Linked DNA regions of Homo sapiens: region 2 is linked to region 1. The links are chromatin contacts, found by Hi-C in ENCODE. All regions are on one chromosome and are shown on one strand. The core of a region is the stretch at or near the end of the contact, and the rest is flanking DNA. Distances in the headings are between cores, read along the strand shown. Region 1 overlaps CRLF1 (cytokine receptor like factor 1). Region 2 holds the start of RAB3A (RAB3A, member RAS oncogene family).

The links. Hi-C counts contacts between places; a loop is a spot of excess contacts on that map. Pooled maps may share reads with other maps.
Region 2: a loop to region 1 is called in a pooled map, with 2.7 times the contacts of the local background. The contact joins the promoter of RAB3A here to the enhancer-like site in region 1. A Hi-C loop is called at or near these places in 1 of 168 maps with a recorded cell type or tissue (CD8-positive, alpha-beta T cell) and 8 of 50 pooled maps.

The regions. Positions count from the first base shown.
Region 1 is chr19:18,592,568-18,595,987 of GRCh38, forward strand. CRLF1 (cytokine receptor like factor 1) reads right to left here. Exons shown (of 9, transcript NM_004750.5): 7 at 1,680-1,867; 8 at 1,498-1,540; 9 at 670-1,012. The coding sequence ends at 999. Among named protein-coding and RNA genes, the nearest start is that of REX1BD, 5.5 kb to the left of the region's middle. RefSeq lists an enhancer at 489-990 and silencers at 1,624-1,713, 1,734-2,123. Within about 2 kb of position 1,809, at least 10 of the 41 ENCODE cell types and tissues checked have a DNase peak (open chromatin) inside an H3K27ac peak, as active enhancers do.
Region 2 is chr19:18,202,532-18,205,951 of GRCh38, forward strand. RAB3A (RAB3A, member RAS oncogene family) reads right to left here and starts at 1,511. Exons shown (of 5, transcript NM_002866.5): 1 at 1,365-1,511; 2 at 1-209. The coding sequence starts at 209. LOC102725254 (a long non-coding RNA gene) reads left to right here and starts at 2,199. Exons shown (of 2, transcript NR_134910.1): 1 at 2,199-2,368; 2 at 2,925-3,032. RefSeq lists enhancers at 753-1,535, 1,568-1,862, 2,048-2,147 and silencers at 1,528-1,917, 2,803-2,862.

The sequences.
Region 1 (3,420 bases), core at 559-3,058:
CCCAAGTAGCTGGGACTACAGGCACATGCCACCACAAGCCCAGTTAATTTTTTTTTTTTTTGAGATAGAGTTTTGCTCTTTTTGCCCAGGCTGGAGTACAATGGTACGATCTCGGCTCACTGCAATCTGCACCTCCTGGGTTCAAGTGATTCGCCTGCCTCAGCCTCCTGAGTAGTTGGGATCACAGGCATGCACCACCACGCCCAGCTAATTTTGTATTTTTAGTAGAGACGGGGTTTCTCCATGTTGGTCAGGCTGGTCTTGAACTCCTGACCTCATGTGGTCCACCCATGTCAACCTCCCAAAGTGGCGGGATTACAGGCGTGAGCCATGGCGCCTGGCCAATTTTTTGCTTTTAGTAGAGATGAGGTCTCCCTTTGTTGCCCAGGCTGGTCCCCAACTCCTGGCCTTGAGCAGTGCTCCCAGCTTGGCCTCCTAAAGTTCTGGGATTACAGGCATGAGCCTTTGCAGCCAGCCAGCTCAGGTATTTTGAATCACATTCTCCAAGGAGTTCAGAATCAGACCTTGCAAATACTGGATAGACAGTCTGAAGTCCTGGGAGGTGAAAATTCTAATCTCAAAGGGTCATTAAGACGCCTCACATTCCCCTCAAATCTCACAGCCCCCACCCCAGGCCAGGCAGGCCCCAAACTCACCTTCACAATCACAGCACCTAAATAGCTCATTTATTTAAAAGGACTCTTTTGGAGGGGCCCTAGGTAATGGGGAGTAATGACTCCCCTTCTCACCCCCAGCCCTGGCAGGGGTTCTAGGCAACTCAACCAACCCTCACACACACACACACACCCACTGGGGTGCACCCAAAGGTGGCCTCACGTGGGAGTCAGAGCTGTTATGGCCGTTGGAGCTCAGGGGCCACCCCAGCTCCTGCTGAGGGTGGCTCAGGTGCCCTGAAGTGAGGGTACAGAGGTGGCCCCAGTTTGGGTTCGGCCTCTGCGTCTCCACGTGGCAGGGAGGGTGGCCTGAGCCCCTACAGCTTATCTGGCAGGACCTGCAGGCAGAGGGGAAGCCAAGCTAAGCAGGGAGTCCAGGAGAGGGCCGCACCACAGAGCCACTGAAGGAGGCTTCATTCGTGTCCTGTCCCCACCGCTTCTGGCTGTGTGACTTTGGGCAGGGTCCTGCCCCTCTCCGGGCCTTGGCGAGGCTATCTGAGCTGCAGGTAAAGCACTTGGCGCGGAGCCAGTATGCAGTAGGCGCCCATGCGTGCTAACTAGGGTGAGTATGTTCATTCATTTCGGAGGAGATTCCACTTCGGACATTTTCAGGGCATTGAATGTTCTTAGGCTAAAGGAGACAATGCCAGTTATACAGTAAGTGCTAAGTAAATGCTGATGAATAACAAAGGAAGAGGACGGATTCCATCTCAGCGACTCTAAGGCTGGGGTTGGGAGGCGTGGGGGTGTGAACAAGACCTGCAGCCACCGGAAGGGGCCCTCCCCTTGCTCCCTCCCGCCCACCCATTCAGGCCCACCTTACCTCTCGCCGTGCCCCGTCTGCCCGAGGGCAGGATCCCCTCGTCCTGTGCTTGGAAGGAAGGCAGAGGTGTCGTGGGGGCTGCAGACCTGCGTCCACAGCCTGCTGTCTTCCCCCTCCCCTGTTTTCTGGGCCCCCCCAGCTCCCTGTCCCCACCCCCACGCCCGAGGGTCCCTCCTTCCTACCTGGTTGCGGGTCTTGTGCGACTTCTGCATCCAGGCTCGCCACTGGTCGTAGAGGCGGAAGCTGAGGTTGGAGCAGTACGCGTGCTTCTTGAGCCAGCCCAGGAACTGCTTGAGCTCGCGCCGCACCGGCCCCGAGCTCGGCTCTCCGCCCCGCGGTTCGCACGCCCCGCCGCCCGGGCCCGGGCGCTCTGGTGGTGGGCGGAGCGGCAGTGTCAGAGCGCGCCCGGCAGGGGGTGCGCGCGGGCAGGAGAGGGGAGACCCCGGCGCGGCGGGACCATGCTCCCCTCGGGGAACCTCCCTCCCCGTTTCTCAAGGACCGAGTCCTCCCCGCGGCCCTGCACAGCAGCCCAGCTGCGCCCCTGGCCCGGCTGCGCCCCTGGGGAGGTGGGGGGGAGGGGGAAGGAAGGGGCTCCTCCTCCACATCTCCTCCAGGAACCCGATTCCTGTGGCCTGAGCCAGGTGCGAGTGGAGTGGGGGGAGGGGAGAATGAGAGAGGCCAGAGCCGGGGGGATGAGACATAGAGATAGACAGACAGAGCAGGGGGCCGAAAAAGAGAAAGGGAGAAAGACGCACGGATGAGAGAGCCGGGGCCAGGGATGGAGAGATGGAGACGCAGGGTGGGTGAAAGCCAAGGGTGTCAGCCCAGGAGGAAAGGGCCTGATCAGGGTAGGACAGAAACCCTGGGGACATAGGGACAAAGAGATCGAGACAGAGACACAGAGGAAGAGTGACAGATGAAGGGAGACCGAGTGCAAGATGACCCCATGGGACTGTCCCCAGCATGGGCCCATGGGACAGGGAGTGGGCCAGGAGGGCCAGGTGGGAGGCCTGCCTGTCGGTCCAGCTGCCGGCTGCAGCCAGCCCCCAGCAGGCCGGCGGATAAGGACATCGGCCTCACGTCATAAATAAAGCCGGGGACCCGCTGACAGGCCCTGGCACGGCCCCGGCCCCCGCCGCCCCTGCTGGCCTTCCCCGGCCTCCCCAGCCTCCCCTGCGGACGCAGCGGCCTGCTGGCTCCTGTGCAAGAATCGCAGGTGCCGGGCACGAGCAGGGGCCAAGGCTCAGGCCCCTCCCGGCTGCGCTTGCTCCCGCCCACCCCTGAACCTGGAGGGGCCCAGGATAGGGGCTGGGGAGCTGGCTGGAGCCTGACTCTACCCCTCCCTAGCTCTGGGACCCTCTCTGGGCCTCAGTTTCCCTATCATCTCACGAGCCAGAGTGAGCTTGGTCTTCCCGGTGAACTAAGTTTAGACCTGTGTGACCTCCTAGAGCCTCAGTGTCCTCACCTGAGAAAAAGCGGCCTCCCTTGCAGTGAAACCCTGGGGGGATGGGACAATAAGTACCTCCATGCCAACTGCCTGCAAACACTTAGGTGGCACCCACCATGTGGGCACTTGCCACAAATTATGTCATCCAACCCTCATAACAGCCCAAGGCAAGTGGGATTCTCGACCCCACCTTCCAGATGGGGAAACGGAGGCCAGACATTCCAAGTAACAGCTTTCGTTTCATTTCACAAAAGAGAGACTAGAGGCCTGTGGACCCGGAGAAATCCCAGACAGCAAGAGGAAGCAGACCTAGGCACCTAATCATTCCCATCCCCCTGCCTTGATCAGAAGGAGAAATTGAGGCCCATCAAAGTGGGAGTTGGCAGCCCATTGGCCTTAGAAGCAGGGGTCTCAAACTCACTGGCCCCCTCTTAGGAGGGAGTCTGAGTGGCCAAAACAGACCAGATGGGGATGGG
Region 2 (3,420 bases), core at 261-2,760, 390 kb before region 1:
CTCTTGTCGTTGCGATAGATGGTCTTGACCTTGAAGTCGATGCCCACGGTGCTGACGAAGGCAGGCGTGAACGAGTCGTCAGCATAGCGGAAGAGGAAGGACGTCTTGCCCACGCTGCTGTTGCCGATGATGAGAATCTTGAACATGTAGTCGAAGTTCTGATCCGAGGACTCCTTCTGCCCATAGCGCGAGTCTGTGGCGGATGCCATCTGGGGATACCGGGTGTAGCAGAGCCGTGAGGGGGGCTCTCTCCATCCTCATGTGCCCAAGCCCAGGCAGAAGATGGCAAGGGCTCCAGAAAACGGCCGGTGTATGGAGGACACCCTTATCCCATCAGGAGCCCCAGTATTAATTGGTGGTGCCCCCAGCAGAGGGCAGCCTGTGACCTTGAAATCCTGGGCGTTTCAGAGGAGGGGCTCAGAGGGTTGCCGATGGGGACACCCCAGCAGCCCCCTTCAAGGGGCAGGTGCCCCAGGTGGGGCTGTAACCCTAAACCCAGGGCTGAGCCCGGAGGGGGTGACTGCGGCTGGCTCCGCCCCCCATCAATCTTTCATGGTCCTCAGAACCCGGCCGCGCGGCCCCACGTGCACCGCGTGCATGGTCCCTCGAGGACGCGCATCTGCAGCCCCCGCTCCCCGCAAACCTCCAGGCCGGAGAGCTCCGGCCAAGGCCGCTGCATCACATGATACAGGAGGGGCATGCACACGCTCACGTGCACACAGCCTCAAACACGCTCATCCGTACATACAGGAGTGTGTGAACGCACTGAGGTGCACAGGACAAAGACACAGACACCTGTTTGCACACCGACTCGCCTATAGAAATGTGCAAACCACCCGTGCGCACAGGCCCCTCCACCCATGCAGGCGTGTGCACATCACCCACACGGACACGGATCCCCGTGCTTGTATGCACGGGCCATACCTGCACAGGCGGTCCACACGTCTTTCTCCACGCGCGTGCAACGCTCACACACTTAGGCCCAGACCCCCACGGCGTCACACGAGCATATCCAGGTACACAAGCAAGGGTGCACACAGACCCGCTGACACAGGCAGGCGCGCACACGCGTGTGCACACCACGCGCACGCGCACGCAAAAGCCTCCCGCGCGCACAGCTTCCCGCAAGGAGCTCGGCTCCCCTCCCCCTCCGCCGCAGAGCAGGGGGGTTGGGGGGGTTAGTGGTGAGGATCAGGCAGGAGTGGGGCGCCCGGGCCCTACCCATTCCCAGCCTCGCGACCGCCGCATCCTTCCCCCCATTCAACCCTAGTCAACCTCGTCCCCCACCTCCATCAGCCCATCAGTCAAATGAAGGTTATGCAGGTGCTCGGAGCCTGAGCACACCCGGCCGCCCAGGAGCTCACCTTGCCCTGCACCGATGCAACGGCGACCCTAGCGGCGGTGACTTTTTTGGCGGTGGCGGTGACAGGACCCCGGTGCGTTGATGTGGGGCTGCGCGGCGGCGGCGGCAGCAGCGGCTCAGGCCCCTGCAGTCCTCCGTGACGTCCTGCAAAGGGAGGGGCGGAGCCTCACATGTAGATAAGTCCGTGACGCCATCCGGAGGCGGAGCCGCGCGTAGAGATGTGGCCCATTGACGCACGCAGAGCCAGATGGGGCAGGGCTCCTGAGCAGATTGACGTGCAAATGGGGCGGGGCCTAGCGTGTGCATCCAGTAGGGGCGGGAGCGGCGCGGGGGCCGACTCCGCCTCTCGTCCGCCTCCTGTCCGCCTCGGGGAGGCGGGGCCCCTCAGCGTTCTCTCACTGGCTTAAGCTCTCGAGCGACGGGCGAAGTAGCCAATCAGAGATTGTCTACGCCCTCCTCTTGTCCAATGGTGGCATCTGGGAGATTGAAGGGCCGAGAGGCTGAGGCCTTGGCTGAGCCCCGGTCTTCGAGGGGCGGTTCCCTTACCCGCCCGCACCCACCCCAGGTAGGGGACTCTTGAGGCCACCGTCTAGTCCAAGGTGCTGTGACCCCTGTTAAATGCCCCTGACTCCCAATTGCAGAAAAGAAAAATCGAGGCCCAAGAGATGTTTTATACCCTCACATATATGGGGTTCAAAATAAATACCAAAGAATAAACAGGAGTCAAGAGGGACCCCTGTCCCATTCCCGAGGCGTAAGACCCCCCCACTGAGGGAGGGGCTAGTAAAGACTCCACCCCTCCCCCGTTTCTGAGGTTTGAAAAGAAAGAAGTAGAGGTCAAGAGAGCCTCCCCTCCCCACCATTCCCAGAAAAGGAGGAAGGGGCTGATGGACTCTCTGGGAACCCCCTCCCCTCCCTGCGCCCCGTCATCAAGAAGAAAATTCGAAGAAAAGGTTTAGCAGGGACAGAGAAGCGACCTGTCCCGGAAACCCCTTAAAGCCTGCGGTAAATGCCCCGGGAAACAGGGAGGGCACGAGCCGAAGCCTCCAGCTCTTCAAAGCTCGGATTCAAAGACCCGGGGGCTGGGAGACCCCCTCCCTCCATCCTGGGAAAGCAAAACTCAGAGGATGGAGCCTTTTGGGAGCTAAGATGGTCCATCTTTTATTCCTCCAAATCTTTAGGGAAGGAAGTCAGAATTTGGGGAGGGAGGAGGAGCCCGAAACCCCAGCCCCCACTTTGGGTCTCCTGCTCCCCCTACTCCAGCTTTCAAACCCTCCAGGGGTGTGTGGCCCCCAGGAGAGTCCTGATCCCCTAGATTCTCCCCCCACCCCTCCCAGTAGGCGGGGCTGGAGCGTGTGTGTGTGGCGGGGGGTGACTCGTCCTGTTTATAAAAAGCTCGCCAGCTGCGGAGGCGCCGAGAGACCAGAATAACTTAGCGCCTCGAGGCCCAGCCGCCGCCAACCCAGTCCCCAGCCCGCCCCCAGTGCCCTGGGAGTACTGGGACGCCCACCCCCACGTCCCCGCACCGTTTACATTTGGGAAATTTATTTTTTCTTTTTAGGGTAACATGTTTGCTCCCTCCTCCCCCACTCGGACTATAGAAGTATCACCAATCCACTGCAGAGAAATTGGGAAAATTCAGAAAAACAAAAAATAAAAAGAAATCCACCTCCCATTCTCCCTGCCCTCCGCGCCCACGCGGTAGTCCGTGCTCTGTGGGGGGCTCCAGGGCAGCTGGTCCAGGCCCTGGCCTGCCGCCTCCTTGGAGGGGAGGTTTTTCGGTTGCTCAGCTCCCTGATCGCCCAAAGGCACGCTTCCTACATGGGTGGCTCTCTCGGAAATACCTCCTGCCTTTTTTCCCCAGGAAGAGAAAAGTGAGCCACGAGAATGTGCGGAAGCTTCCGTCACTGACTTAGTATTTTAAAGTAAAAATAGCCGGGTGCGGAGGCTTACGCCTGTAATCCCACCACTTTGGGAGACCAAGGCGGGAGGATCGCTTGAGCCCAGGAATTGGAAACCAGCCTGAGTAACATAGGGAGGCCCCATCTCTACAAAAA